Linked DNA regions of Homo sapiens: all the other regions are linked to region 4. Evidence: chromatin loops called from intact Hi-C (ENCODE). Cell type or tissue: A673. All regions are shown on one strand. Region 1 overlaps PKHD1 (PKHD1 ciliary IPT domain containing fibrocystin/polyductin). Region 2 overlaps MCM3 (minichromosome maintenance complex component 3). Region 3 holds the start of LOC124901328 (a long non-coding RNA gene). Region 4 has its middle 12 kb from the start of LINCMD1.

Region 1 (8,000 bases), 99 kb before region 4:
GACACAAATACCCTTGCTGTTGTGTCATGTTTGGGAAAGTTGTAGCCACAGCACACAGCTATACGGAAGCTTAGCTGACAAAACCACCTAACACAGCTATTGCAAGCCCTGGATCATGGTAGAAGCTCAATCTATAGTAAATACTATTCTTATTATTAGAAATAAAGACAGATTGCTTATGAGAATTTGCTCTGAGCTTACCAGCTACCTCAACACCTGCAGAGAGCATTTTTCTAATTAAAAATATTATGATCCACAGATAAGCGTCAATTCAAAATGTCAACAATTTCAAATTAAAACCCATCAAATGCAACTTTGAAGAAGATTACAGGCAATTTCATAAAACATTTTTTAAAAGATAATATTTTTAATATTTAAATTCCAGCAACCTAATATTATAGGCAGATATAGTTAAAGAACTGATTAGACTCTGTAAATAAATACCAAGAATATTTTCTGATAATGCTATTTTCTTAAATCTTCAGATGATCAATATAAAGATGTTTTTAAATTTTGCTTTAATGTACATACATTATCTTTATTTTTGAGATAATTTCATACCTAAAAATAGCTTCAAACATAACTACTTTAAAAGTCCACAATATAATTATATTAACTTACCAATAAATGAATATTTTAATTTTTTAATTTAAAATTTTTAGATTTTAAAGAGATTAATGAGAGAGGGAATGGAAAATTAGTTACTACCTGGCTTGTGGTTCCTCAAAATGGCAGTTAAAGGGACATACCCTGCAACACTTACTATAGAAGTCAAAATGTTCTTTTGCCTTTTGGGGTAGGCTGACTCACTCCTTAACACTCCCAAATACACCAAATGCAGCTGAAAGATTTTCCTTTGAACATTATTAAATGGTCGTTAAAAACTATGATAAATATGAATTATTAGGTGCTACAATGGACCACAAATTAACTGCCACATTTTTGTTTATTTGTTTCTTTGTTTAAAGACAGAGTCTCACTCTGTTGCCCAGGCTGGAGTGCAGTGGTGTGATCATGGCTCGCTGCAGCCCTAACTCCTGAGCTCAAACAATTCTCCACTTCAGCCTCTCAAGTAGCTACAGGTGCACACCATCACACCTGGCTAATTTTTTATTTTTTACGTTTTAGAGACAGGGCCTAGTCCCAAACTCCTAGACTCAGGCGATCCTCCTGTCTCAGCCTCCCAAGTAGATGGGATTACAGGCTCAAGCCATAGCATCCAGCCTTAACTGCCACTTTAAAACCATAAACTCATGGTTAAGTACCTAGTAAGTAAGGCTTCAGGAGACACTTTCCTGCTCACAGATTACCAACCCTACTTGGCTTATTCAATGCCTAAAAATTCTCTAAGCTTTTCTTTACACAACTGAGTTGAAATCTATTAGATTGGTGCAAAAGTAATTGCGGTTTTTGCCATTACCTTCAACGGTAAAAACCGCAATTACTTTTGCACCAACCTAATAAAATGGTAAAATATTTGGAGGAGGTCACAGACTGACTGAAATTCACACTCATGAGTCACAGTCATCCTCTCTAAGAAGGATTTCAAAGGGAAAAGAGATCCATCATTCAGTAAAGGATCCATCCTTCAACATATACACTGAGAACACACTAAGGAAACAGTGTGTCTAAGCAATTTTCAAGCTTTTATATTTTTAAGTTTACTTTAGAATACTAGAAATTTTGGCTACATCCTTGAAGGGACTAAAAAGACTAAAGGAATTACACACCATTAAACAGGAAAATTAGAATCATGATGCCATCACTACTACTGAAAACAATGTCTCACAGAACCCGCAAGAGCTTCCCCTACTATACAAGGGCCATTGGGTTGACCTTCAGCACTGGAAGGCTGTTCCTACAGCATGCTGCCTAGGCTTTGCTCCCTCATGTACCCAAAGGGCAAATTCTTGGATCTTTCTTTGGCATCAACCAGATGTTAGTTTTACCTCTTAACCAGGTACCTAAAGCATGTTTTACTCTGCTGTCTTTCCAGTCTCCTGGCCTGCTCAGCTCAATGTTCTAGTTGATAATCATCTCCAAAACAGATTGTAAACTAAGTTGTGGAAAATATACATATTACATATTGATCAAAATTTGTCCCTGCACTAGCATGACCAACACTGATTGAGAATACTGTCAAACTCTGTTGTTGTTGAATTGGCTAGTGTTATAAATTCCTGGAAATCTTGATACCTTCCTTATCTGTCTCCTAGCCTCACCTAGGTTAGCAAAGGTGCTTTTGATGTGGGCTCCCACTTTTCCTACAACATACCTGAAAGGTTGTCCTTCCTGTGACCAAAACCCAAATGGAGAACTGGCATTAGGGACAATCTGCCACCTGTACCCTGGGGTGGCTTCAGTCAGTTCCAGTCCCTCAACAGCATCTCCAACTTCAAAAAGAAGCCCTCGATTGCCTGTAAGACATGTAGATCGCATAAACATTACAGGGCGCACCTTCCCAAATTGGGGAATTACTTTATTTTAAATTACAAGGTGAAAGATGACCCAGATGCTACCTGTAAAGGTAAGTCAACCTAGAGCCAGATAGAGTAGTTATATGAAAGGTTCTGTAGTTAATATGAAATACAAATGTTCCGGAAAGTAATAAACATTCCATGGGTTAGGAGTTAGCCTTTTTTAGCAAGAGTTCCTAGAAAAGAGAATCAAGTCCTGGAGAAAATGTGAATTGAATGAGCAAACAGAAGCTGAGGCTGAGTAAAAGGAGGACAATGTGACTGTGTGCTGGTGACGTGGCTTGGCTTTGTGCTTCCCAAAGCCAGAAGTGGGCTTCAGTATCTTTTAAGTCCCAGTTCTGCTGTGAAATTCAATTCTCTAAAGTCTTTTTTCCCCATAACATTGGCAATCCTTAAGTTTCTCAAGTGTCATGGCCTCAATTTGTGGACCTGCACACAGAGCCAAATATGTGGCATGCTGCTATTATGTGACATTTTAAATGATATTGTATTAATTTATATTTTGTGTTAAGCAAACCCTGAGGCCAAAGGCACAGGTGCAATCAATATTGAATGCTAACTTGGGCTGAAGGCAAAACTCTGGAATCCCAGCTAGACGTGTAGCTTTGAGCAAATTCCTTGATGTCCTTGCATCTTCATTTTCTCATGCATCAAAATGGGACCAATAATAAAATAGCAATAATACACTAGGACCAAGGGAAAATATATACTCAAAGAGCCTGGAATACAGTAAGTGCTCAATAAAGGTAATTATGGTAATTATTATTTTAAACTAATACTGTTGTTCCTCAACAACTCCTAAAAGGGAGAGGTGGATAAGGAATAAACAGAAAAGTAAGAGCATATTTTGAAAATATTACTTTAAACCAGGGTTTCTCCACCCCAGCACTATTGATATTTTAGGCTGGGTAACTGTTGTGAGGGGGTGTCCTATGCATTGCACAATGTCTAGCAGCCTTCCCAGCCTCAGCCCACTAGATGTCAGTATCATCACCACCACCACCACTTCCGGTCTAACAGCCAAACATGTTTCTACACATTGCTACGTGTCCCCCGAGGGGCAACATTGCCCCTGGTTGAGAACAATTGGTTTCCATAGTAATTCGCCCAGCTTCTGTGGAAGAAACTTCAAAAGCCCTTCATAAAGGACAACACTAACTGTCAAACCAGCTGCATTCAGGAAATTATCCTACCACTACCCAAGTAGCTAAAGCAGGAAATACTGAAAAAGGGAGCAGACTCTCTATTTCCTGACAGGAAACACACATTATCTTGATTACTTGTTTCAGTAGTTTTGTTTCCTTGGATGGAAGCTTTCCCTGAGTAAAAACTGCAGATCTGGGAGCTGGAGAATTCTCAAGCCAAAACTTTGCATGCATTTTCACACCTGAATGCCCTTTCTTTAGAAAGGTTTCTTCCCCTGCTGGGCAACTTTCCTTGTAGGTGCTGTGCCTCTAGAGTTGACTCTCGCTGCCTGTAGTTTAACCATTAAGTCAGGCCCTTGGGCACAGATGTGCAGCCTGTGGTTCTTGGCTGAGTAACATACCAACTGCCCTTCATCCCTGACTACACTTGAGCCTTCAGTTCTAATGCTCAGCAGAAAAGTGCTCCAGTATTGTGCTCTTAATTTGCTGCTGTAGGGTGGATGCTTTAAACAGAGAAGGACAGCTGGAAGCTCCCTTGCCTCCTCCATTTCTGCCCACTTCAGGCATAACCTGGTGGCAACATCACAATATATCCCTGTTTCTCAAAGCAGCAGACAGATGCCCACAAGAGAGAAAAATTCATATTTAAATGCATCCCATTGTGCCCTACTCTCCGACCTTGTCTAATGCTGTTGTTTTGAGCATAGCAGAGCACACTCTAACGCTCCTGTCTTCTTAGCCAGTGGACGTGCAACTGACCCATTGAATGAAGGCGGGCAGTTTGGGGGTTTCTTCCAGTAGCTATAACAATATCTTGAGGGCAGTTATGCTTTCTAGACCATGGTCTCTTCTGGACGCCACTGGCCATACAGCTGGCTGGAGCTAGAAGTGCAATGTCACTAAGCACCTGAATAAAGCTAAGAGCCTTCCTGAAAGGAGAGCCTTGACAATGGTATCATGGACCCAGGGCTCACTGAGTAAGCCAGTCAAATAGATGAGAAAGAATTCAAACACTTTTATTTCTACTCGCCAGCCCATCATGATTAAAGATATTCAGAGTTTATTGAACAGCCCTGGTGGCTTCCTTACCTGGCTGAGGGGTGGTGAGCCTCACATCTTTTCCTGGAGCCCGAGTGGTGCACTCAATCTTCCTGGGAGACACGTGTCTAATATCACATGGAATGCCTAAAGCGAATTAAAGAAATTTATGTATGTGTGTGTGTGTAGGTATACATATATATGTATATGTGTGTGGGTATATGTATAATTATATATATATATATATATATATATATATATATATAGAGAGAGAGAGAGAGAGAGAGAGAGAGACAGAGAGAGAGAGAGGCAGTCGGGAGATGTGATGGCAAGACCAGACTGAAGTAGACAGGCTCCTATTCTAAGGCAAAGGGCTGGGTGTGGATGGAATAGCGAAAGTTGTCACCCCAATTGAAGGAGAAAAGAGAGAGTGCAGAGCAGCAGAGCATAGGGCAGCGTGGAGTATTCAGAAGGAAAGCCATGCAATGGAGTGCTCTTCATTGGGGACGTACTGAACCACCTAACTGAGCATGGGAGGTAAGTGTGACATGACAGTGTGAGGACACCCTTGGTGTCACCAACTACAGAGGCATCCCACCTGCTACAGGACCTGGCAAAACAAAAGGCTCTAGACAGGTCCATAAAAGGGTTTGCCAAGGTTGGGGTGCGGGGGATTTCCAGAGTAATCTGCATAGCAAATGCCCACCCACTCCTGCTTGTCTATATCAAGACAGCTAACAAGGGAGAGTGAAGAGAGGGGCTGTTTTTAGTAGAAGTAAACCTTTGTCAAGAAGGAGCTGTATTTCTTTCTTTCTCTTCACTCACAAGATAGGGGCACCTGAGGGAATTGCCTATGCATTGTGAGTGTGTCTGCAGGACATTCCATTCCTGTGACCCATGTACTGTAGGACCAAAATCCCACCTGGTCTCAACCAAACACATGACTTATCAAACATGATGAGTCAGAAGGGGCAAAGCTTGCTTCCTCCTGCATCCCTCATGCCATACAGACATATAATCTCCTAGAGCATCTAAAACTATGAACTATTTTCAGCCATTTCATCATAGTTACCTGCAATGGTAACCTGGGCAGAATTGTCAAAAAAGTCTCCTGTAATTGTGATGTTTGTTCTTCCCCCAAGGCTCCCAGTTTCTGGAAACACAGATAATATTTCTGCAAGAGTTAAAAAAAAAAAAAAGTAAGCTTCCAAATATAGACCAGAATATGACCTAGATAATAATATAATAATAGGAGATATTAATAATTTCTTACTTTAACTTTCTAAGTCCAGCAACAGTTGAATTTTTTTCTAGTAATAACTATTTAAAAATGCACATAATAAGAAAAAGACCAGAAGTATATATTATCGAGGATCAATATTTGAAAGGAAGGGGAAATGTGGAATCATTCATGGTATCAGCAAAAGCCCCTAGTACCATGACATTTTCTCAGAAAATCTGTCTCCTGACCTCAAGGACAATATTGACAAGTCAGGGAACAGTAAGTTACAACACAAGGAGGAATCAACTTTGGGTACACTGGGAAAGGCTTCAGTTCACCCATATGAATCTGTAATTTGCTCTAAGCAGAAGAATGAATTTCACTGTCTTTAGGACCCTCCCACTCTTTCCCACACTGAATGCTCCTTCCCCACATGTACCTCACACCTCATACCCAGTTCTTTCATGCTGCTCCTGATTGTTTAAAATTGCCTACAGTGACTCAGGCCTGTAATCCCAGAACTTTGGGAGGCCGAAGCGAGTGGCAGGTGGATCACCTGAGGTCAGGAGTTTGAGACCAACATGACCAATATGGTGAAACCCTGTCTCTTCTAAAAATACAAAAATTAGCCGGGTTCCGTGGTGTGCACCTGTAATCCCAGCTGCTTGGGAGGCTGAGACAGGAGAATTGCTTGAACCCAGGAGGCGGAGGTTGCACTGAGCCAAGATGGTGCCACTGCACTCCAGCCTGCGTGACAGAGCGAGACCCTGTCTCAAGAAAAAATAAAATAAAAAATTTAAAAAAAGAAATTACCTACAGTAATATGACACATAGTCCTCAGAATTTAGCTTTATCTCATTCTTTCCTCTCCTACGATCAAGCTTTGACATTTCTAAGATTCATTCCCTCCAGAGAAAAGAGGAGTTGCATTTTGTGTAAACTGAAGGTACAAAAGCTAATGATGAATGGTTACCCCTGAAAAATAGACATTTTAGGAGGTTATTTTATAATGCTTTTTGCCCATGAGACAAAGCAGAGGAGACATATGGAGGCAAAGATTGATCCCTTACACTCAGATACCAAAATTCACCACTAAACCATAATAACCCCCTGCTTTTAACCCACTATTTTATAATTTCTTTTTTTTTACACTAGCACTGGAATTTTGTATCAGCTTTACGTAGAGATTAACACATTCTTTTGTTATGCATTCAAAATTACACAGATCAAAAACAAAATTTATGAAGTTCTTAAACTTTTAACATAGTTGTAGATATTTGATAATTTTTTTCAACATTCACAGAGCACCTATTATATGGTACTAGGAATATAAAGATGAATACAAAATAGTTCCTGTCCTCGAGAAGATCAGCATGGTAAGGCAGGTATGCAAAACTATCATTTAATACCTTGGGTCGGAGAAATTAGAGAGTATATGAAAGAATAGAGAACTTTGGGAGTAGGATGGGAGTATTGAGGTGTAGAAGAAAATGTTTAGAGATGACACTAATCTGAGTCTTAAAGGATGAATTAGAAGTGGCCTAGCGAAGAGGAGAAGGAGAGGGCATTTAAAGCAAAAGATAGCCTGAGTGTGGACAGAAGAAATTGCACAGTGCATGTTAAGTGTGGCTGGAGTATGAGAGACAGAGATAAAGCTGGAGAAACAGACAAGGAGGAGGTCAGAAGTTTGCCCCATTTCCAGTAGGGGATAGCAAGCCATAAGAGGATGGTGAATAGGAAGGAACCATGCATCAGATATATGCTTGATGTAGAGAAAGCCAGGGAGGGGCTTGAAGGGGCAGAGGGCAAGTCAGGGCCTCTAGAAACCACTGCAGCATGTAACACAAGAGGTGATGGGGTCCAGAAATGGAGAGTTGCTGTACAGATACATCATAAATAAGAGAGAAAACTGGCAGAAATTGGTGATTGAACAGATATGGAAAGGAGGAGGAAGGAGAAATTTTAGATGAATTCCAAGATTCTTGCTCCTCTACCTCTTTAGACGACTTTTGGAATAAGAAGGATAAGCACCACTTTGTCAGTTTTAGAGATGCTTAATTAAGGCTCAAAAAGCTTAAAAGGCTTAACTAGTGATTGAATGTCAGCCCCTGAGGAGCT
Region 2 (8,000 bases), 100 kb after region 4:
GGCATGGTGGCTCATGCCTATAATCCCAACACTTTGGGAGGCTGAGGCGGGAAGCTCACTTGAGCTCAGGAGTTCGAGACCAGCCTGGGCAACATCAACACCGTCCTTACAAAAAATGTAAAAATTAGCTGGGCAGAGTGATGTGCACCTGTGGTCCCAGCCACTCAGGAGGCTCAAGAAGGAAGATCACTTGAGCCCAGGAGGTTGAGGCTGCAGTGAGCCATGTTTGTACCACTGCACTCCAGCTTGGGCTACAGAGCAAGACTCTATCTCAATTTCAAAAAGAAAGAAAGAAAATCACATTCATTACCAGAAGGGACCTCAGAAATCACGTAGTTCAACCACCTCCTTTTCCAGATGTAGAAACCATGCACTTTCCTCTAAGTGGCCAGCCTAGCTTGGCATGTTAACTCTGGTACCTAGTGTCAGAAAAGGAACTCAGATGCACATGCCTTTGCTTACCAGTGCAGGGCTCATGTCACCCTGCCAACCTTTTGGCTCTCAGGTGAGAGTTCCTATGCAACCAGAGTTTAACGCTCCACCCTCCCCACTTCCCTACATGTACAGCAGACATGGCGTTACCTGGCTCTTGAGAAGTGGGGAAAGGAAAGGATGGCAAGGAAGGGAAAGAGCTTGCACAGAGCTTGTTAGGGCTGAGCACCTGAGGCAGCCAGCACACAGGTGACTCTTGTGCTTGCCATATTCTACTGACCAAACCCTCCAGGCAGAGCTCACTTCACAAGCTCAGAATCATTAGGACAACTGGTGTAGTCTGAAATCTCCTCAGGAGACATGAGAAAGAGAGGGCTGGCAGATTCACTCGTTTCTGTGAACCTTTCTCCTCTTTATCCCCCTTGATGTTTTCCTACCACCCGGCCCTGTTGTGAGGTAACACTGTCCTCAGGAGAAAGCTGAAAAATGCATTGCCGAGCTAGCGCCGAGAGGGTCCTCTCTGGGGGAAGTGCTTGCCTCAGAGCCACACTGACCGGAATGTGGGAACCATCAGAGAGTGGAAAGGCAGGGAAGAGATGAGAGTTCAGGAATGCAGCCAGGGTGAAATCATTGTAAATGGTTTTGATTAAAGGATCATGTTTCATAAACATTTGTCAAAATGAATCACTTTGTTTTAATGGGCCCTCGAACTTGCAGTAATCAAAACCACTGCCATGAAGTAGTAATACACCAGGTGGGAACCTGCCATCTGCTTTCCCAATTATGTTTCACAAGCATCCTACAAGGCAGGAATCATCCCCATTTTACAGCTGAAATAAAGAGTAGCATAAAACTTACCTGAAGTTATTCGGTAAATGGCGGAGAAGAGATTCAATTTCAACAATCCTTACCAAATTGTCCTTTTTGAAAACCACCCTTTCATTTTGCCACTTCATTTATCCAGGGGAGTTAAGGAATAAGGTGCCATTTTTCAAGATACAAAAACTTACTTCTCTAAGCTCCCCAAATTATTTTAACTACAGTATTTCAGACCACAAACCTAAATGTAAACAGACTTCTCTTTTGGAATGAGGCACGCAGATAATTTAGCAGTTTTCTCTGGTGAATCTGGGTCACCACTGCAATCTCTGCAGGGTGGCAACAGCGATACCCTCAGGGGTGACTGGACTTGAGACATGTCAGCCCACTTGAGCAGCCTCTTTCAGGTCCCCACAGTAGGTCCTGCAGTGGATCACCTGTCAACAAGCAAGAACCTATCCTGGAAAAGCTTACCAGCTCTTTTCTGTTCTTGTAAGCTGGGAACTACATAAACAAGTTTCTTAAAACTCAATGTAAAGGTTGAATCATGCTATTTTAATACAATTAGTATCTATTGTGGCTGCTATAGTCTTCTACCTACTATTCTTTTGACTAGCTTGAAGAGTGATGAAATGGTCAGCAAAGTCAACCTGATATTACAGCTATTATCACAATGGTAGGTGCACATATCCCCCCACTCTGTGCCTCAGTTTCCTCAGAGGTGAAGGACAGACTAAGAGTCCCATTGACAGAATGTTTGCCTTTCTAGAACAAATCACTTGAGGAGATCCCTAAGAACTCCTAGAACTGTTCTTCATAGCTGTACCCCATCAGTAGCACCTGACATCCTCATGGTCCTCCCTGGATTCCTATATCTCTGTGTGTGCCCTCATTTGGTATATAATCATACTTAATTTTTTTTTAATAAAGACAGGGTCTCGCCATGTTGCCCAGGCTGGCCTTAAACTCCTGGACTCAAGCAATCCGCCTGCCTCAGCCTCCCAAAGTGCTGAGATTACAGGCATGAGCCACCGTGCCCAGCTGTACACTTTATATTTTGAAATTTTCACCAACATATTGACATATCCCCAGCCTAGAAGCCTCAGAGCAGAAAGCGCCACTTTTGCACCCACTGCTATACCTAGCACAACTTCTGACTTATTGCCAATGCTCAACAAATGGCAAATTCTTCCTTCTGGTACCACTGCACTCTCTTTTGAAACTGTGCTCTCTAGACCACTTCCAGTAGGACTTAGATCTCGCTCGCATCAGTGAGGGGGAAAAAAAAATCCCAGATAAAACAGAATTCCCCAATAATTTTGTACTACTCCCTTTAAGAAAAAAATCCCTTTGTCCTAACGAACCAAAGAATATCTCCTGCTTTGTGGTAAAGGATCACCCCTCAGCAAAAATGGAAAAGAAAATACCTCAGCAATCTTACAGCCAAGAACTGGCACAACTTCAGAGCCACATCTGCCACCAGAAAGCAGCTTCCGGTCCATGTGACCGAGGCCCCCCATAAAGTCACATGATTCTTCTAAGTAACTTGAAAAATTCTTCAGAAGCTATTCAAACCATATAACGGTAGGACAGAAGTCCCGCCCTGGCCCCATCACAAGCTTCTGTGCAAACAGGCTAACCAACCCCAAAGAGTGGACACCCAGGTAGTTTCAAAAGCATCCTGTAGGCTGGGCACAGTGGCTCACACCTATAATCTCACAGTTTAGGAGGCCGAGATGGGAGAATCACTTGAGTCCAGGAGTTCAAGGCCAGCCTGGGCAACAGACAGACCTCATCTCTACTAAAAATTAAAAATAAAAACTTAGCGGGGCATGATGGCACGTGTCTGTGGTCTCAGCTACTAGGGAGGCTGAGGCAGGAGGATCACTTGAGCCCAGGAGGTCAAGGCTGTCATCAGCTGTGATTGTACCACTGCACTCTAGTCTGGGCACAAAGCGAGACCCTGTCTCAAAAAAAAAAAAAAAAAAAAAAAAAAAGATACTGTAACAAGATCTCATTATGGGCAAGAACTCCCAGGATTTTGAGGTGTCTGACGTATCGGGTATTCTATCTTTATGAAGGATAAGTTTAGATTCAGGCAAAAAGCGCCAGGCAGAGGGGCAATTCTTCTCCTGAACTTTTACTCACTAGCCTCCCGTGGCCATTTAGCTATTTTAAATTGGCAGGGTTTGGTCTATACTATCAATTTTGACTGATAAACGCTGGTGCTGCTGAAGAAGAAAACTGCCTCTAGAGAAGACATGACCCCCAGAGATCACAGCAGGCTGCTGCCACCTTGTGGTAGTTTGCTGCAAATGCGGGAGCAGCAAACCCTGCACGATTGCTCTCAAGGAAAACAATTCAATGTTATGTATAAAAAACACACTATGACTATTAAGACCATGTGTACGAAATGGCTAAGTTTATTCAACATCTCGGATATTCATCTGGATATTGGGTTTGTTTTGTGATACAATACATATTCACCTTAACTGGTGCTACTGCAAAGAAAGCTTTCTTGACCTGCATGACGTGCCTCAGAGCTTCTCTCCACCAATTGGAACCACCCAAAGCCTAGTCTAGACCAAAGTGCTCTGGAGAAAAAAAACAAAACAAAAAAACAGCAAACAGAAAACAGTTGTGCCCCCAAAAGTACTCAGAAGTCATATGTTATTTACAATTGGGTTTGTGTGGGATGGGAAGTAGGGCGGATGAGCCAGTGCTTTTGCAATGAAGATGCAATAGTCATTGTCCTCTCCCACTGTCTCCTCTTTCCTCACCCCATGGCAGCTTTCATGACCCATTCCCAAAGGGTCCACCGAGTCCTGAACTCAGCTTCATCACCAACATTCCTCGCCTTCAGTTGAATTCAACACTGTTAAGGGAGTAGAGGCAAAGACTTGGGTCAGGGAGAGGGTGGGAAACACAGAACAAACTCTCTCGGCACAACCCAAGTTCAGAGACGAGGCCTCCTCAGATGAGGAAGATGATGCCCTCAGACACCATGACCTGATTGTCATCCTGCATCTTGCTCAGAGCAGCCTGGATCTCAACTGAAGAGAAGGGCTCTTCGCTGTCCCGGTTGATGGATTCTGTGAGGCGATTCATGCCGATTGACTGCGCATGAGCTTCCCGGAACACATCCAAGAGGGCCACCTTGAATGCCTTCAACCTGCCCCAGACAGAAGAAAGGGGGAAGAGGAGTAAACAAACCCAAATGCTCTCAGGAAACAGCTATACTAGGAAAATCCATAGTATTAATACAGTAGAGGCGTCCCCTCAATATTCTTTCTCACACACACATCTGCCTCTGATGGCAGTGCTACCCTTGAGGAGCCCCCTTTAAAGCTAAACTATTGTACTAGCGTGTGGGAAATTGGCATTCCCATTCACTGTAAAATAGTAACCCGGTCAGCGTCAATGCGGGACAATTTAACAGCACTTACTAAACCCTTAAAAGCGTATATCCTTTGGCCCAGGGAGCCCATTTCTAGGAACTCACCTTATAGCTATACTTGCATGAGTGCACACTGATAAATTTAATACTGTTTTACTGTAAACAGGGAACAACCCAAATGTCTATCATCAGAGAATTTCATTAAATTTTTACCCATCCATACCATGGAAACCCTGCAGTCATTAAAAAGAATGAGATCAAACAAGCACAGTGGCTTATGCCTGTAATCCCAGCCTTTTGGGAGGCTCAGGTAGAAGGACTGCTTGAGGCCAGGAGTCCAAGACCAGCCTGGGCAACATGGTGAGATCCCGTCTCTACAAAAAGTAAAAAATAAACACTGTAAAAAAGTAAAAAATAAACACTGCACTCCGGTCTCAAAAAAAAAAGTGAGATCTATACGAGCTGATTCAAGCATTTTAAGATACAGTTGATGGTTGTCCTTGAGGGATAGAGTTACAATTGATTTTAATTTTTTTTCTAAATACTTTTCAATGTGTTTCAAATTTTTTTCAGTAAATACACTGTATTATGTGTTTAAAGTATAAAAAGAAAAAACGTAAAACTTGGCTATGGAGTTTCTTGGTGTCCAGTAAACAAAATTCATAGATAAAAATGTTTCCTAAAACCCTGGTGGTAAAAATTCTTCATTTCAAAAACAAATGGCCAAAATGTATCTATCCCACCAAGAAGAATCTGAGGTTACAGTAAGACATTAAGTTTTATCCTTATTGTAAAACTCTTCTCTCTCAGAAAGAGAGAATTATTAATTTAAACAACTGAAGATTCTGGGTAAAGGACATCCAGAAGTTCTTCATGCTTTTCTCATAACTTTTCAGTAAGTTTGAAATTAAATGAGAATATAAAATGTTAAAAGCTGCAGGCCTCTAGTTTTGAGTTCTATTGATGACCAGCAGTTTGTTTCCCACCCTCTCCAAGGGAACAAAGTCCCTTCCTCAGCGATACACAGAATTCTTGAAGGGGCAGGAGCAACATCCGTACTCACCTGGATTCACTCAACTCCACTTTCTGGGATTCCTTGGTCTCCTGTGAGTCTGCCGTCTTTGGAGTGTGTACTTCAGAGGGTTGATGGTTGTAGAGATGGGGAAGATAAGCAAGGTGAAGCCATTTCCACAAACACTAGAGAAATCATCTCCACTCCCAATCTCTCACTCAGCCTGCTGAACACTCCTATTTCCTAGGGTTCTTATGGGGCCAGGCAGAACAATTAGGATATAGGGAAATCTTCATTGGATGATGAAGGAATTTAGTCAGGCAGGAGACCCTCAATGTATATATTATCTGAAATGCTTATACCAGGTGAAACAGCACAGCACAGTTCATCAAGGAGGTGTATATAATATAGCAAAGCTTTTTCCAAAGTTTCCCCTGAAGCTCTCTTGGGACAAACCTCTTGGACATAGGCCCCAAGCAGGGAGCCAAACAAACAGGAGTCCACAAGAAAATAAAGTGCACAGAGCAACTGGAAAAGTCCAAGAGTCACAGGAACAACCTCTTTCATCAGTAAGTGGGCTCACTCACCTTGAGGCATTTCCTCCTCTGTGTCACTGAAGTCATAGGGGTCGTATGAATCCCCATCTTTGGCATCTGGCTGGCGAGTCTTCCTTCTAAAATACCCACAGCAGTTAAGAGAGAGAAAGAGTTTGGAGACAGAAAGGCAAGGAAGCCCCATCACGTGCCTCTAACTACGGAGAAAAGGAAACAGAACCACTAAGTCAAAGTGAAGCACTAGGCTTAGGCCTTTGCAAACTGCTGCTTGTTCCAAACGAGACCAAGTCCCCAGACTAGAACACAAACAGGCGCTGCTTCCCAACGCTCTTTTCCACATCACTCACCCTTATAAATTCAACTATAAGCATGAAGGTTTTTCCCTTAGAATTTTGAAGTATATATTCAAAACCCTCAGTGGTTGGGTTGCTGTTCCTACTATTTAGCATTTCTTCAGTAGAGGGGTCAAAAGCACACAAGAAGGACTCGCTCTCCTTCTCTTTTACCCAGGGTATCTTCTTTTTTTTTTTTTTTTGAGACGGACGGAGTCTCACTCTGTCACCCAGGCTGGAGTGCAGTGGTGTGATCTCCACTCACTGCAAGCTCTGCCTCCTGGGTTCACGCCATTCTCCTGCCTCAGCCTCCCAAGTAGCTGGGACTACAGGTGCCTGCCACCACGCCAGCCTAATTTTTTGTATTTTTAGTAGAGACAGGGTTTCACTGTTAGCCAGGATGGTCTTGATCTCCTGACCTCGTGATCCGCCTGCCTCGGCCTCCCAAAGTGCTGGGATTACAGGCGTGAGCCACCGCGCCCAGCCTACCCAGGTTATCTTCATCCTCAAACCCCGCAGGTCTAGGAACACTCTCCATGAACAACCTGACATCAATAAGCAGCGCTGGTTCCACCTTCTACCCTCTACTTCTCTCCCCAGTCCCACTGGAACTTACTACTTTTTTTTTTTTTTTTTGAGATGGGATCTCTCTCTGTCGCCCAGGCTGGAGTGCAGTGGCACGATCCTGGTTCACTGCAACCTCTGCCTCCCAGGCTCAAGCAATCCTCCGACCCCAGCCTACCGAGCAGCTGGGACCACAAGTGTCCGCCACCACGCCCAGCTAATTTTTCTATTTTTTGTAGAGACAGTTTTGCCATATTTCCCAGGCTGGTCTCAAACTCCTGGACTCAAGTGACCCACCCGCCTCGGCCTCCCAAATTGCTAAGATTACAGGCGTGCACCCCCAACTTCTTGGCCACTAACTTTTTAATCTCATTTGCTTGCCCCACCTTACCTCTTCCTCTTCTGCTCCTGGTCCTCTTGGCTTTTCTCCTCTTCATCTTCTGTCTCTGATTCATCCTCACTTCGCTTCTTACGTTTCTTCTCCTTCTCCAGAACCTAAGACCAAGGCAAGTGTGGCTGGGCTAGAGGGGTCACTGATGCAGGGGAACTGCATCAAGAACTCCCAGTCCCTTCTGCATCATAAGCAGGAAAGACTTCCATGTTTCCAATGGTTTACCTAGCTCCTCTTGTCCCTAAGTCCCAGGACCAGGGGCAGAAGTAGAGACTGCTACCCATCTTTTCAAAATGCTGGGAAGTATGTTAAATGCTGTTTATATAGTAGGTACTCAATAAATGTTTACTGAATAAAGAAACAAATGTCTAGCCCATAATGGTTAAGTGAAAACAATCCATTTCCTTATAAATCAGGTGTCTAATTGAAATCCAAGACAACCCTTAACCTAGCAAAAAGCGAGGAAGAGTTTATCAGACTCACAACTCAACCCTTAACC
Region 3 (8,000 bases), 71 kb after region 4:
GCTGTGATTGGGCCACTGCATTCCAGCCTGGGCAATAGGGCAAGACTTTGTCTCTAAAACAAAAAGAAAGAAAAGAAAATGTAATAATATTGGGCTATGGCAGTCTAAAATAATTGTTCTTGGAACCTGATGTGATTACTAGTGCCATGTAATAAATCATCCCAAAATTATATTATGTAAAACCAAAGCCATTTTATTTTGATAACAAAAATTCAGGAAGAGTTCAGCTGGGCAATTCTCTTCAGATCTCGTGAGCAGGCAAGCATCATAGGCATGTAGTTTGTGTAGCAGTAGCACAGGGCCCTGCACTTAAAAGGGCCCCACAGTTGCTTTAATGTTCTGTTTGACAGTCTTAATTTTTGTAACAATAGGCCCCACACTTTAAGTTTTGCACTGGAATCCACAGATGATATAGCTCGACCTACTCATGATGTTGCATTCAGATATTGGCTGGAGTTTCATCGACTGAAGTCTCAGCTAGGCTGGATGTCCTTACTCTTCACATAGCTGGCAGTGGATACTGGCTATTGGCTGGGAGCTCCTGTGAGACTGCCAACCAGAGCACCTACAAGTGACCTTTCCTGGAGGGAAAATGTAGTTGGACTTCTTGCATCGCAGTTGGCTCCCCAAGAGTGAACATTTGAAGGGAATAAGATGGAAGCTGCATAGACTTTTATGACCTAGGCTTGGAAATCATGGAGCCTGACAGAGTTTACCAGGCCTCTATCTGCAGGTGGCTGAGTGGGGCAGGAATTGATGTCTAAAAACAGACAGTTGGTCAAAGTGGTGAACAATTTCAGGAAAAGTTTAGAGGAAATGAGGATGTTGCTTAAAGCTTCCCAGAAAACCCTGGGGACAAGGGCTTGGTAAAGGACTGGACTTCCCATAGGCAAGCAAGATGAGGGCCATTATAATTTGAGATATTGATGGAAGCTGGCCAACCCAAGGATCTATTGGTTAGCTTTCTAATGAGCTTTCCACAAAGCTTAAAATGTCGTAATTGTATGACTAAGCAAATATTGTAGCTTGCTCTCCCTGACCATTCACAGAAAAAGTGATCCTCAGAAAAGATGCCATGGTTTAGAGCCTCTCACAAAGGGAAGTGATTTGTGGCAGATCTCCCACAAAAGGCAATGGAGCTTGGTGATGAAATGCAGAAGTCTACCACCATATCACTATTATAACCTTAGGAAAGATACTATCTCAATCTGTGCCACAATTTTCTCATATGTATAATGGGCCTATTTAATATTTCCTACCTCACAGAGTTATGATGATGATTAATTAAGTGCATGCATGTGAAGTTAGAAGTGTGTTTTCTGTTGTAACCAGTGAGCAAGTGTTAGCTTTTATCACAAAGCATTCTAGTACTAATGAGAATCATGGAGAATCCCTTGGTACTCATCTACTGTACAGTAGAAGTAATTATATCATTGCTTCACCCAGCAAAACTCATTTCCATATGGCAAGAACCACAATTCATTCCAATTCTTAAACCGAAATCATAGTTCTTAATAGATCTCACAAAGCTCAGCAACACAGATCCGAACAGAAAGATCTGTTTTCTTTTATATTTAATTCTATTTTTTCTGTACTTTCAAATACAGCAGCCAGAAGTTTGGCATCCCATATGTAGACACACTCAATATCAAAAGGCAGAAGCAAACCTTGCTTTCTTAATGGATCCCACTTGGGGTTTGAGGTGACCGCAGAAGACAAACAGGCTTTTGACAAGTGGTCTGTGGGAAGTCTGAGTGTTTTTTCCCTTAGAGGTTGAGAAGCCCAGGAATGTGAGATCAGCAGATGCCTGGGACCCTGGGGAACTCTTGCCTGATGGATTAGTATCTTCAGAATACTAAGCACTTTTCCATGAGCATGGTGTCCCTTACAAGGGGGACAGTCGCACTTAGATCCCACTCCAACGTTCAGCCTGCACGCCCCATCCAAGCAGTGCCTCCCAGAGCTGATTTCTGTCAAAGCCATGAGAATGTGGTTGTGGGAAATGGTTACAGGGCTTCTGGTGTTGTCACCACTATAAACAAAGTCTGGTCCTCACCTCAGGCCATACAAAGGGCTGCGGTGTGTCACCTATAGATAGCACGTAACAAAACCACAGAGGTAAGCCAGTGGAATCAGAAGGCTCCGAATATGTTCACAGCCACAACCCCAGAACAACTCATAAACTCATTTTTGTCTAATGCATTGATTTCTTTGGCTTTCAAAACAAGAATTTAAAGGTGGAAACATTCATTCACAGGCTCTGCATAACCACTAAGACTAAAACAGCTCGTTGGAACTGGGAACTGCCCTAAATGCTTTACATGTATTATTTCTTTTAATCCACTTTACAATCCTATGAGACAGACATTATCACCCCGCTTTATAGTTGAGGAAACTAAGACTCAGAGAAATTAACTAATTTGCCCCAAGGTAGGCCATAGATATGAAAACACACACACGCGTACAGAATTTTGATATTCAAGGCAACTATCCATATGCAAAGACATAAACTCTTCTGTTTGTATCACATAGTTTATAATTTTAAAAAGTAATTAAAACAGTTACAAGCATTATTTAACTTTTTAAAGTTAATAATTATTCTTTTATTTTTGGAGCTAAAGGTCCAAAAATAAAAGAATAACTAAATAAATTCTGGTTCATCAACTTGAAAGAATTACACAGCTACTAAAAATCATTGTGAATACTTTATGGAAACATTGGAAATACATAGAGTATAATGTGAAGTTAAAAATTACCAAATACAAATTGCATGTATCTTACAGTTACAGCCTTATAAAATATATATCTGTGAGGCAAATGAGCAGAAGAGAAAGAAAAACATTAATGTGATCTATTATTGTGGTAGAATAATAGATGGATTTTATCTTTCTTAATAATACACTAAACAATACACCTACCATGTCAGTAACTATTCCAAGTACCTTATAGATTATTATTCTATTCTCTCAATGACTTTATGAAGTAGGCGCTATTATCATCTCTATTTTACATATGAGGAAAAAGAGACACAGAGAGGCTAGGTAACAAGACCCAAATCATTAGCAACTAGTACAGCTAGTAAGGTCCAGAACTGATATTTTAACCCGGCATCTGGCTCCAGCGTCCACACACTAAGTCATTATGCCTTGCTCTCTGATATTGCCATGACATCTGTACCATTTAAGGGAAGAAATCAACATTTTGCCAGCAAGAACATCTTGATGCTCAAATCGTGATCATTTTTTATCTTAGTTTTGAAATATGTTCTTCTTCACTACTGAACAAAATTCTCAAAATCAGTACCCACTGAACTGGCAGGGAGCCAGAAATAGGTCACAATTTTTAAAGCACACAGTTATCTAGCTGAACGTGTATCACTCCTAAAACTAATTGAGCTAAAAATATTTTTCTTCCAATTTATACCAGCGGAGTGGGATACGATAGACATCTGGGTCCAGGGGGAATTTTTTAATGAATTGAATCTACAGCTTTCTTAACTTTTCACAGATGGAAAATTGATTTATACACAGGATCTATATACTAATATATACCTGCACTATATATACTATACTATATTATTATATGTATAGAAATTAAATAAAGAAAGCAAATTTGAAAACCATGAGGAACAATATAACTGTGTTTTTTTTTCTTTTATGAATGCCTAATCTGCCAGCAAACTGTGGTATCTAGACATAAAAATGGGTTCTGAGTTTCTTTGGGCCAAGCAAAATGGGAAACCTAAGTCCTCCTGTGCCTCTTGAAATAATGACTACCAGTTACCAAGCCTACTATTACCTGGTTACTGTATTAAGTAATTTACCTTTTTTTAATTTCGATTGCTTTACACAGAGCTCTTTAAAATAGATATTATATTGCATTTAACGTATGAAGAAGCTGAATCTCAGAAGGACAAAATTGACTAAATTCATACAAGCAGAAAATGGTAGAACCAGGATTCAAAGCCAAAAGCTGTCTACATATTAAATGCATATTTTCTACCTCTCCTTTTAGGGAAGGGAGTGGGGGAAGAAAAATCAACTTACTATTTTTCTCACTGTAACTTACAAGTAAAATTTATCACACAGAGCTTTATATATATAGGTGACTTTTATCCAAATTTGGGGAGGTAGGGAACGGGAAAGGAAGAGAGAAACAGAGACAGAGAAAGAATATGTTGGTTTTTTTCCCCTTAGCCAAGCATTCATCAAAAAGAACTGGATGTTGAAAGAAAAGACTATATGCTTTCAAGTTTCCACGTGGAAAGAAAGGTTTCTCTCTCCACACATGATGAAGCAACGTTGTATTTGAACACCTAAACTGCTCAACTTCAGCCACTTCTCCTACAGGAAAAACAAAGGCTCTCCCAGAAAGCTGAGCGCAGAGCAAAAGAACACAGCCTACGCACTCTGCCTCAGCAGTGGCTTCCAGTCACCAAATAAAACAAATTACCCATAAAACAGTCATTTCTTTCCTTTCAACGTATACTGAGGAATCTGGGAACAACTGGACACAGTTCGCCACCTTGTGAGCAGGAGAAGACGTGCAGTTTCCTGAAGGACAGCCAACCCTCAGTGCAGAAGCCACAGAGAGAAGCTTTGTGACTCAGGGCCCCAGGCTCCAGAGCACCACATACGATGTCTTTGGAGATGTGCGGTGCGGGGTTATTTCTGCACTCTCTCCCAGGGCCAGCCTGAGGCCACATAAATAACTGAAATGGGTCTTTATTGCACACACTACAGCATTGCTGCAAAACCCTTATCAAAGTCATGAACTTGGAGTCAACGAACCTGTTTCTGCTACTAACTACCAAGTGACCTTGAGCAAGTCGCCTAATTCCTGTGGGCCACATTTGCAAATGAGAAAGATTGACCAGGTGATCTACAGGGGCTCATCCAGCTCTAAAAATGTGAGTGTGCTGTCGGAGTGAAATTGCTTTCTCTCCGATCTTCTCACTGGCCTTCAGATTTCTGATCTCTTTTGCACTCTATCACCAAAGTTATCTTGTGAAATATAGCGATACTCCTGTTGTTCCTGTAACGGAGCTTACAAAACCATCCATGAGTGGCCCATTTGCCCACTGTTCTTTGTCTACTACCAAGTGAATTCATTCATTTATTCATTAAAGAAATATTTGTTATGTGTTCCCCACCGCGTCCCCATGTCCACACTATCCTGAGCAAATAGAACTACTTTCAGTCCCCCAGCATACCAGGTTTTTTTGTATCTCTTGCCTTTGCTCATGCTGTTACATTTGCTTGGAATGCCTTTCCCACATCTTCCTCCAAATCAATTCATATTCGTCTCAGTGCAAAAGTCATCTTGTTTCTGAAACTTTCCAGGAATTTCCTATATCTTCCTAACATTTCATACCTTGATTACAGTATTTGGCACACTGCCTTGAAAGTACATGTGTACATGTGTAATGAAATGTGAAATAATGTCTTTCTTTTTTTGAGGCAAAGTCTTACTGTCACCGAGGCTGGAGTGCAATGATGAGATCATAGCTCACTGCAGCCTCCAACTTCTAGTTCAAGCGATCCTCCCATCTCAGTCTCCCAAGTAGCTAGGACTACAGGTGTGTGCCACCATGCCTGGCTAATTGTGTGTGTGTGCGTGTGTGTGTGTGTAAAGAGAGAGAGAGATGGGATCTGTGTTGATTAGACTGCTCTTGAACTCCTGGTCTCAAGCAATCCTCCCTCCTTGGCCTCCCAAAGTGTTGGGATTACAGGCATGAGCCACCACACTGGGCTGAGATAATATCTTGATACACTCAGTGGTGCAATTCTTTTCCCCCTGAAATTTCCTTTATGCTTCCCTCACTACTCAGACAGAGGGCTTTTTACATGCACTACCCCTAGGGTACAGCTATTACTGCCCAAACGAACAGAAAACTTTCTTCACACAGATGTGAGCATCACAATGAACTTGTGAAATTCAGAGCAAAATTGTGAAGCTGATAGCTATGAGAGGAAGGTATTTTACATGTTAAGAACCTGAACATTTTAAGTACAAAAGTCAATATTTATATCCTAAGCACAAGATTCTGGAGCAAAGAGATAGAGAAAGAGTTCGCCTCCCCAACCACTCCCATTCCACACCCACCAACAGACTAAACAGGTCAAAATGGGAGCCAGGCTCCTGCTGACTGCCCATCCTCAAGCCAAGTCCTAGGTGGGAGTGAGAACTTATAGCCCACTTTCTCTCTGGTACCTGGGAGGCAGCAGCATTGCCGACGTGCTCTGAGTTAGTGGCATGCTGGAAGTAAAGGAGAAAATGTGGTGTGCAACAGAAGCACCAGAAGACCTCTGAGTTTCCTCAGAGTGGCATGGAGATCAAAATCTGGAAGCTTGCGTGCCCCTAAGATGTTAAAGAGATGGACAAAAGACAAACAGTGACCCCTAAAGGGCCCAGAAGTCAGAGGAGGAAACAAAGTGGCCACCATGGCCCTTATGACCAGGGGCTCTTTGGATGGCCTCTATTAACACATGGCCCTTCCATATGCATTTCTTACTTTTCTTTGTGTCTCCACTGGCTAGCACAGTGGCCAAGAAGTACTTGCTTTGTAAAATAATGTAGTTGGGATAATGAAGCAGGAAAGTGTCACTAGGGAACCTGAGTTCTGTTTGCACCATTTTCCTTAACTCTCTATGTAACCAACCTCCAAGCATCATTAATAACAAAACAACTCTAACACTGGTGCTCTGATGAGGAAATATGAAAAACAAATGATAGGCATATAGAATTCCAAAATGTGTAGGGCTACACAGTCTGTGAGTACAAGCTGGGAATGCAAACAAACACCTGAAGTATTTTTAAATTATTAATACTTTATTATATTAGCACTGAATATATTAATTTTTCTCCTAACATTTTAGATATCAAATATAAAGTGTAGTACATACACACATACATTGTGAATATTTTCTGTTTCCATCCGTGCAGGTCTTATTAAGAGTCCTGTGAAGTGGAGGGAATTGGGGGTCAGACAGGACTTGTTGCAGAGCACTGGGTAAGGAGTGGCATTTCTACAGCTTCTTCAGCTGAGTGGATATGCACCTCTTACTGCACATGGTGGATGACAGGGGTGACGCAGGTGCAGCCAACAGTCACCAGCACCTTCTCCAACTGGAAAGAAACAGAGCAGCCTTGGTGCTTCCTCCGGACGACCAGGGTCTCTTGCTGGATGGGAACGGAATTCATGGAGATGTCTTCCTTTCCTTGAGCATTGATGCAGCCCAAGTTCCTACACTGGGCCTGTACAACTTCCGAGGGGTACCGGTTGGGGTCCCAAGTGACACTGCAGGAGGAGCAAGCCAAAGCACAATGGTGAGGCATGGGGGAGGAAGACAGCGAATGAGAGCCCCACAGCACTGAGTGTTCACCTGCAGGGAGGCAGTTCTGCAGGGCTGTGGCACAGGTTCTGGAGCCACACAGCCTGGAAGCATACACCAGCCTCTGGCAGTGGCTTACCTTTCTAAGCCTCAGTTTCCTCAACTATAAGATGGGGATTTTCATATACCATTTTCTCATGCAACTGTTGAGAATACTCAGTGATACAAGTACATATAAAATACCCCACTGTACAAATGTTAGCATTCAATTAACATTAGATCTTTCATTGGCATTATTATTATTATTATTACAATTCTTTATTCTCTGCCTGGAGATTGAACGTCACTAGTCAGTCTTCCATCACTAGTCGGTCTACAGAGCCTGCTGCTTGGAAAGGAAAGCCACAGCCCCAGAGGTCTGTGAATCTCAGACCTTCTCTCCATTTCTCCTTTAATAGGCCCCTCTGCCTGGAGGCATAAAGACCACAACATTTATCCTGCCAGCTTGCCATTGTACATATTCCACTTGTAGTGTGACAGGACCCCCACCAGGTTACTTGAGGGTGTGTGTCCACTGTCTGAACCCTGAAGGACGGGCAGTGAGCCAAGGCCACCATGCACAGCCAAGGAGCAGGCCACCGAGAACCCAAACATCTCAGAGAGTAT
Region 4 (8,000 bases):
AGAAAATAGAAAAAGAGAAAACGCTACCCAATCCATTTTAGGAGACTAGTGTAATCTTCATTCTGAAACCATTTACAAACTATACAAACAAGAAGATTTTTCTCTCATTCGTAGTTTTGAATATGAATGTGATCACCCTGGGTAGAATACTTGCTGATCAAATCCAAAGAGTAATAGATAATAACATATCATGATCAAGAAGACTTCCTCCCTCAAGAAATACAATAGTTCATTTTTAAAATCTGTTAATCTACCACACCAATAGATTAAAAGAGCAAAATCATCTCATTATTTCAATAGGTGCAGAAAAGGCATCTGATAAATTTCATCAACTATTTATAACTTTTAAAACAACTCTTAACAAACTAAGTTGATATTTCAAGTTGGTAAAAGTTATACACCAGAAATTAGGAGCAAACAACACTTCATAGAGAAACTTTGATGCATTTTCTTTAAGATCAGGAACAACGTAAATAATCCCCCCCAACACACACACACCCACTACTGTTTCAAACATGGAATTAGAAGTCTCAAACAGTATTGGGTAGGGGAGAAAAGGAGAAAAGAGGTTTAAACATTGGAAAGGAAGATATAAAACTACCATTGTTTGTAGATGGTATGATTATCCCACAAATAAATACCAACAGAATCAACAGATAATCTATTAGAAAATAAAAAAATCAAAAAGAGAATTCAGCACAGTGGATGGATACAAGATTGGGCATTAAAAAAAGCAATAGCATTTCTTTAACATCAGCAATAACCAACTGCAAAATACGTTTTGAAAATTAGATACCATTTGGAGTTGTACCAAAACTATGCAGTATTTTAATTGAGAAGTTCTCTTTAAAGAAAACTTTTAAACCCAATAAGGGACACAGAGAATGATCTGAATACATGGAGAGGCATTCTTTGGACTGGATGGTTGATATCATATAGCAGACAATTCTTCCCATTAACCTGTATATTTAATGTAATCCCAAATGAAATTATATTTGAGTTACTTTTTTTAACAGACCAATTACATTTAGTCAGAAATTAATGAAATAATAAATGTCAAAAGCTGGTTAAGTCAACCTATAAAACAAGATAGGTATCTTGCCCTAATAGATACTAAAACCTACAATAAAACCATAGTTTAGTGCAGTATTAATACAAAACAGAACAATAATGAAAAATATTAGACAGACTAGGGACAGTTCCATATACACAGAAAAACTTAACATAAGATTTTTTAATAGTCCCATAAATCAATGCAGAAAAAAATGCAGTATTATGAAGATGGTGTAGAGAAAATTGGCTCATTTTATGGAAAGCAATGAAACCAGATTTCCATCTAACATCACATACAAAGGTAAACTCCAGGTGGAGTACAGTTAAATGTGAAAAGTAAAGCTTTAAAGTTAATAGAAGAAAATGTAAAAGGACACCCTTGATGCCTAGTGAAGAAGCACTTTTTAAAATCTCCAACCATGAAACAAAAATACGGATGAGTTTTATTATATCAAAATTATGAATTTCTGTTCAATAAGGAATACCCATGCAAACACCAACAAATAGACTATTGATTCAGAGATCTTTTCAAAGTATAAAACAGGTACTGTAAGTCTAAACAACTAATATTTATAATATACAAGTAAATCCCACCAATAAAATGAAGAAATCCAAAAAGCTAACAAGCCTAAAAAGAAATGTTCAAAGTTAGTTATAATCAGAGAAATACTGATGAAAACAACAGTGAGATATAACTTGACTAGTAGATTTGCATAACATCTAGAGCTGGCTATAAGAACTATCACGTACTTCTGGAGGGAAGAAAGACCGAAGAGAGCTCTGACACATCTCCCTAGAGTAGATATGACCAGACTTTGTGACTCAGAATTTCTACTCCCATGTATATAGCTTAAGTAAGTTCCTATCGAGACCATAAGTGGCATGTACAAGGATATTTATTTGTAGTAGAAGCAGAGGGGGAGTTGGCAGCAAACTGAAATCCATCCCTGAAAGAGGGGCTGGCTGAAATGCACAGCATACACACCATGGGGTCAGAAACAATGGTCAAGGTGTTCATGGAGCAACTTGGATTGCCCTTATAGCAATATCATTTGGGTAAGTTTAAAAACATCAGAGGATGTATGGAAACGCCTGGATGTCCAGGCAGAAGTCTGCTACAGGGGCAAAGCCCTCATGGAGAGCCTCTACTAGGGCAATGAAGAGGGGAAATGTGGGATTGGATCCCCCACACAGAGTCCCCACTGGGGCACTGCCTAGTGGAGCTGTGAGAAGAGGGTAACTGTCCTCTGGATGCCAGAATGGTAGATCCACTGACAGCTTGCACCATGCACCTGGAAAAGCTGCAGACACTCAATGCCAGCCTGGGAAATTAGCCACGGAGCCTGTACCCTGCAAAGCCATAGGGGTGAAACTGCCCAAGGCCTCGGGAGCCCACCCCTTGGATCAGTGTGACCTGGATGTGAGACTTGGAGTCAAAGGAGATTATTTTGGAGCTTTAAGATTTAATGACTGCCCTGATGGCTTTTGGACTTGCATAGGGCCTGTAGCCCCTTTGTTTTGGCCAATTTTTCCCATTTGGGATGGGAGCATTTAGCCAATGCCTATAACCCCATTTTATAACACCTTGGAAGTAACTAACTTGCTTTTGATTTTACAGACTCATAGGTGGAAGGGACTTCCCTTGTCTCAAATGAGACTTTGGACTCGGACTTTTAGGTTAATGCTGGAATTAGTTAAGATTTTGGGCAACTATTGGGAAGGCAAGATTGATTTTGAAATGTGAGAAAGACATGAGATTAGGGAGGGGCTGGGGCAGAATGATATGGTTTAGCTCTGCGTCCCCACCCAAATCTGATCTCGAATTGTAATCCCTGCATGTTGAGGGAGGGATCTGGTGGGAGGTGATTGGATTATGAGGGCAGTTTCCCCCATGCTGTTCTTGTGATAGTGAGTTCTCAAGAGATCCGATGGTTTAAAGGTGTAGCACTTCCCCCTTCATTCTCTCTTTCTCTCCTGCTGCCACGTAAGACATGCCTTACTTCCCCCTTACCCTTCTGCTGTGACTCTGAGTTTCCTGAGGTCTCCCTAACCTTGAGGAACTATGAGTCAATCAAACCTCTTTTCTTTATAAATTACTCAGTCTCAGGTAGTTCTTTATAGCAGTGTGAAAATTGACTAATCCACTTTCCTTTTAGGTACTTTCCATAGACAAAGGTCTTCACAATATTTTAAGCAAATTATAAATGCATATTATGAATATGCCATAGAAACAACTGTATTTCAAACTGTAAGGCTGGAGGCATTTAAATAAAATGGAGTTTGTACTGCTTCTCTCCTGAATATCAGTGGAACACTGTCTTAGTGACTCTCTCCACCTACTGTTGCTTAAGCATATTCTGTCCACCTGGTGTTTCTGACAGTCCCACAAAGAGTTTGGCCCTATTGTTTCTAGATTCTCTTTCAGCCATTACAATGTTTGTGGAACCAAAACCTTAGTTAGAAGACTGTCATGCAAAAGAAGTGAAGGAGGTTGTATTGATTGGATTTTCAACTGCACCAGCCAAACACCTACTTCCTTCTCATCCTTCTCTCATGTATGTTGAACCTCTAGCTCATCATAAGGCCAGGCTTTAAGAACAATGATCCTGTCCAATCCCATCATTTTATATAAGAGAAAATGGGACCCAGAGAAGGGGAATATGACCAAGGCCAGACTAACGTAAGTCTCTCTTGAAACAAGAAAGTATTATTAACTAGGTAGCATTAGAGCTAAAACTCAAAACCAAATCTCCCACTTCTAGTTTATTCTCCTTGTTGGCCATCTTAGCTTAGTTGTTCATTGTAAAGCAGTGGTTAAGAGCACAGGCACAGGAATCAGATCTCTTGGAGTTACAATTCTGACTCTACCATTTATCAGTGGTGTGATCTGTGCAAGTTACTCAACCTGTCAATGCCTCAATGGTATAAAAAGAAGATAATAATGATATCCACTTCATAGAAGTTTCATAAATACTAAATAAGATAATCCATGTGAAGCACTTACAACAGATCCTGGGCTTTAGTACAGTTTCAATAAATATTGGTTATTATTGTTATTACCTGAAGAAAGATGACCTAAGGCATTAGTTTATTATAAATCCTAGTTCTGTCAAGAAACTTAATCATATGAATCTTAATTTGATCATATGCTAGAGGCAAACACAGTCGGAATCCATTTTGCCAAATATCAAGAGAACATTACTGTTCAATGCAGAAGATTTCTGCCATTCCTCAAATTTGCCACCAGATGACAGCAGTTGATAATAGGAAAGACAGCTCAGGTATGACTTGACTAATGCTTCCTCCTTTAAAATAAAAGCACCCTTTACAACCTTTGTAAAGCCCTCTTAAAGAGTCAATTTCCTTTCCTCACTATAACTCCGTAGGGGAGAAAAAGTAATATTCTTTTCTCAGTCCCACAAGGGTCATGGCTGACATCCCTATAAAAAAAGACACATTAAAAAAAGAAATGTATAACAAATTTAACAAAGTTTTACATGAGTCTTAAGAAATGAAGACCCAAAGACCCAGGGAAAATTGTGGATGTTTATGTTAAGTCTGATGAAAGAACTGGATGGTTGTGGAGAAATGTGATTGGACAAAAAGGAGTAGGATGTAATGGTAATAAACAAGGGGAGCTCAACAAGGCCTGTTTGTTCATATTCTTTTCTGTCTCTGTAGGACATTCATTCCCTGCAGATACAGGGCAGGACACCTGTCGCATAAGGACCAACTAATAAACAGATCTTTAGTTCTATCAAACAGCACCCAAGAACCAGTGTTCTCTCTCTGAAGTCCCCAGGTCTGAGAATGATCCAGGGATTGCATCACCATTGCATCACATAATTCATGTTTAATGCATGTGTTGGCATATGTTGTCTTTTCTACTGTCTTATGAATGATTTTTATGTTATTGTATGCCGAAATGATAGCATTTTAGATAAATTTGGTTAAATAAGATATATTGTTAAAATTAATTTCACCTGTTTCTTTTCACTTTTTTAAAAATTTGAAATAATATATATGTCTCTCATTATATCTCTATTACTTAGTGCTGTTCTAAAGGAACTACATTCAGAGAGTCACCTTATCAGGAAAGAGCCTGAAACAGAAGATTTGGCCCCTCACATACACTCCTTGGTGCTATGCCTTTGTGCTTTGAATACATAAGTTGCTTGAGCTTGAACTAGAACAAGACACAAAAATTGGCTCAAGATTTCTTAGCTCAAAGGTGAAATCCATGTGCAGCAGATAAAAGATAACTGGCTAGGGAGTAGGATAGCAGGAAGCTCACCCGGTCATAAACTAACTTAGCCTTGACTAAGTTGTTTAATTTCCTTACACCTGCTTCCTCACCCAGGGTGGGCTAAGATACTTCCTAAGATGCATTGATATTGTAAGTTTCATGATTAAACCAAGCTACCAGGGTCCATTCTCTTCCAGGTTATTGAAAAGTCAGTCCATGCTCACAGATTCAGCAAGACAAAATCAAGGCTTTGCCCTTTGTGACAAGGAGGAAGAGGGTGGACAGACTGTGGGAGGACCAGCACAGAGCCTTCACTCTCTGGGAGAGACAAGTTCTGCACACTAACTCATCATCTACAGCCGATCCACTTGGTTGTTCACACACACCCTCCCCACCCACATCCCATTATCTGACCAAGCACAGATATGGACCTGGCCTCCAGCCAATACCCACTGAAAAGATGACACTAATCTCAAGAGCACTTCTTCAACCACTGAGCAAATAGTGTGCATACACTGTTCACAAGGCACAAGATTGATGCTGGGGAGAGCATGGGAGCAAGATTGAAATATTGCCTACCTTCAGGGAGCCTAAATTCCAGCAGGAGAAGAGACATGTAAGAAAGGGCTGGACAGATAATTACTTAGTGTGGTACAAAGTAGGAAGAAGAAACACCGAGTGTGAAGAGAGCTTAGAATAGGGTCACCCATGCTGTCTGGATAGTGTTTCTGACATGCATGGTAAGCCAATGTGGTTGAGTAGTGAAGAAATTGGAATCCACGTGCAGATGGTTGGGTTCAAAGTCCAAATGTGCAGCCTGCTAGTGATGAGATTTTGGCCACACTGTTTTAGGCATTCTACTCTTTGTTCTTCTCACCTGAAATATAGGGATGATACTAATAGTATCTACCTCCAAGGTAGTTGGAAAAAGTTAGTGGGTCAATACAGAACACCAATGGGTCAGTTAGAAAATGCCTGGCAAGTAGTAACACTACTTCCCAAAGGTTTGTTAATTATCACTGGAGATTCCAATGGAGTTTGGAGATTCTCAGATATCCATTCATAGTTAAGCCCATTTTAGAGACTTTCTTTAGTCACAGCTAATAGAAGATTCTACTGGGGACCTGAGCCAGTCTCCCAAGTACAGGGTCCTCCCCTTACAAATGTTAGCCTCCCTCCAGGTAGTCCCAGGTGTCAGCAGAGAAGCAATTCCTTCCATACGTTTCCAGACCCAGAAAAATTGCTGATAATTCACAGAAGAGGAATAACCAAGAGCTAATAAACAAGAAAAATTGCCCAACTAACCAGCCTCCAAAGAACTGCAAATTAAACAGCTAAACACAATTCGCTGTGTATCAATTAATGAGATTTTTGCCTTTATTGATGTCAATGTTGTTTTTTTCTAATTTCAATTGGCTTTTATAATTCTATTTTTATTTTTTATATTTTAGAGACAAAGTCTTGCTCTGTCATCCAGGCTGGAGTGCAGTGGTGTGATCAAAACTCACCCCTGGGTTCAAGGGATCCTTCCGCCTCAGCCCCCTGAGTAGCTAGACTACAGGTGCACACCACCACACCCAGCTAAATTTTTTATTTTTTTGTAGAAATGGGGTCTCTCTATATTGCCCATGCTGGTCTTGAACTCCTGACCTCAAGCAAACCTCCCAGCTCAGCTTCCCAAAGCACTGGGATTATAGGCATAAGCCACTGTGCCCAGCTTCATTTAGATTGATTTTAATAATAACAATGCCAGGAAGGGTTCAATGAAACAGATAGTTATCATTCCTTTCCTTCAATAATTAAATAATACGTATACTAGAAACTGTGCTGTCTTTGTCAGCTAGTAGGAGTATAAATTAGAAACCAGGTGTTCAGAAAGCAATGTGACAATATGTAACACAGCTCCCAAAAATGTTCATACCCTATACATTTCACTTTTAGGGATTTTGTTTGTTTGTCTGTTTGTTTGTTGTTTTGAGACAGAAATCTCACTGTTGCCCAGGCTGGAGTGCAGTGGCGCATCTTGGGTCACTGCAACCTCCACCTCCCAGATTCAAGCAATTCTCCTGCCTCAGCCTCCCGAGTAGCTGGGACTACAGGCACCTGCCACCATGCCTGGCTAATTTTTGTATTTTTAGTAGAGACGAGGTTTCACCATATTGGCCAGACTAGGGTCCTAAGAAAATAATCCAAAGTGGAGACAAAGATTTATGCACAGAGATGTTTATTACAGTATCATAGTAGAATACTAGAAATAGTCTAATTACTCAATAATATGAAAATGTTAAACAAGTTATGGTGCAGACACACAAAGTTATTTTAGGTATCCATTAAAGATTTTTACAAAGATTTTTAACAGTATATGGAAATATATATCCCATAATTTAAAATTTTAAAAATGTCAGGCATAAAATTGCATATCCAGACTATCTCAACCACTTAAGACAATTAGACATAAAAAGAGGGAAATACACCAGAAAATTAGTAGCATTTATCTTGAGGTGATAAGTTATAGGTGGATTTTACTATTATATGAATATTTTTCTACAGGTTCCACTTTTTCAAAATGTGCATAGAAGCGTTGCTTGCTTTCGTGTTACTCCGAGCCAATGGCAATAAGCATGGGCATGTGACTGCAGATGTCCAGGACTGCAACTGGAGCTGAATTTGGAAGAGTAGCTTCAGATCCTGGGGTCTCTAG

What was found. A loop is a pair of places that touch in the nucleus more often than their neighbours do. Peaks named below come from ENCODE experiments on the same cell type or tissue, not always from the same donor. Only the 100,000 strongest peaks of a DNase experiment are listed, where the experiment ranks them.
Region 1: a loop joins it to region 4, with 3 times the contacts of the local background. A loop is called at or near these places in 4 of 110 quality-filtered maps.
Region 2: it touches region 4 in a loop (11-fold over the local background); 43 of 110 quality-filtered maps call a loop at or near these places.
Region 3: it touches region 4 in a loop (5-fold over the local background); 29 of 110 quality-filtered maps call a loop at or near these places.

Annotation. Positions count from the first base shown.
Region 1 is chr6:52,060,244-52,068,243 of GRCh38, forward strand. It overlaps PKHD1 (PKHD1 ciliary IPT domain containing fibrocystin/polyductin), which reads right to left. Exons shown (of 67, transcript NM_138694.4): 12 at 5,733-5,834; 13 at 4,712-4,807; 14 at 2,276-2,417. Among named protein-coding and RNA genes, the nearest start is that of PKHD1, 23 kb to the right of the region's middle. In A673, a CTCF peak has its summit at 3,455 (motif pointing right); a DNase peak (open chromatin) is centred at 3,568; H3K27ac peaks cover 3,984 bases.
Region 2 is chr6:52,260,364-52,268,363 of GRCh38, forward strand. It overlaps MCM3 (minichromosome maintenance complex component 3), which reads right to left. Exons shown (of 17, transcript NM_002388.6): 14 at 7,502-7,605; 15 at 6,248-6,333; 16 at 5,712-5,781; 17 at 3,652-4,423. The coding sequence ends at 4,225. Among named protein-coding and RNA genes, the nearest start is that of IL17F, 20 kb to the left of the region's middle. RefSeq lists a silencer at 4,007-4,426. In A673, a CTCF peak has its summit at 3,576 (motif pointing left); a DNase peak (open chromatin) is centred at 3,538; H3K27ac peaks cover 749 bases.
Region 3 is chr6:52,229,869-52,237,868 of GRCh38, forward strand. IL17F (interleukin 17F) reads right to left here. Exons shown (of 3, transcript NM_052872.4): 3 at 6,813-7,300. The coding sequence ends at 7,063. It overlaps LOC124901328 (a long non-coding RNA gene), which reads left to right and starts at 7,218. Exons shown (of 3, transcript XR_007059607.1): 1 at 7,218-7,329. RefSeq lists an enhancer at 4,337-4,396. In A673, a CTCF peak has its summit at 4,528 (motif pointing left); a DNase peak (open chromatin) is centred at 4,503; H3K27ac peaks cover 765 bases.
Region 4 is chr6:52,158,826-52,166,825 of GRCh38, forward strand. No RefSeq gene overlaps it. Among named protein-coding and RNA genes, the nearest start is that of LINCMD1, 12 kb to the left of the region's middle. RefSeq lists silencers at 4,289-4,378, 5,603-5,803. In A673, a CTCF peak has its summit at 4,289 (motif pointing right); a DNase peak (open chromatin) is centred at 4,316; H3K27ac peaks cover 910 bases.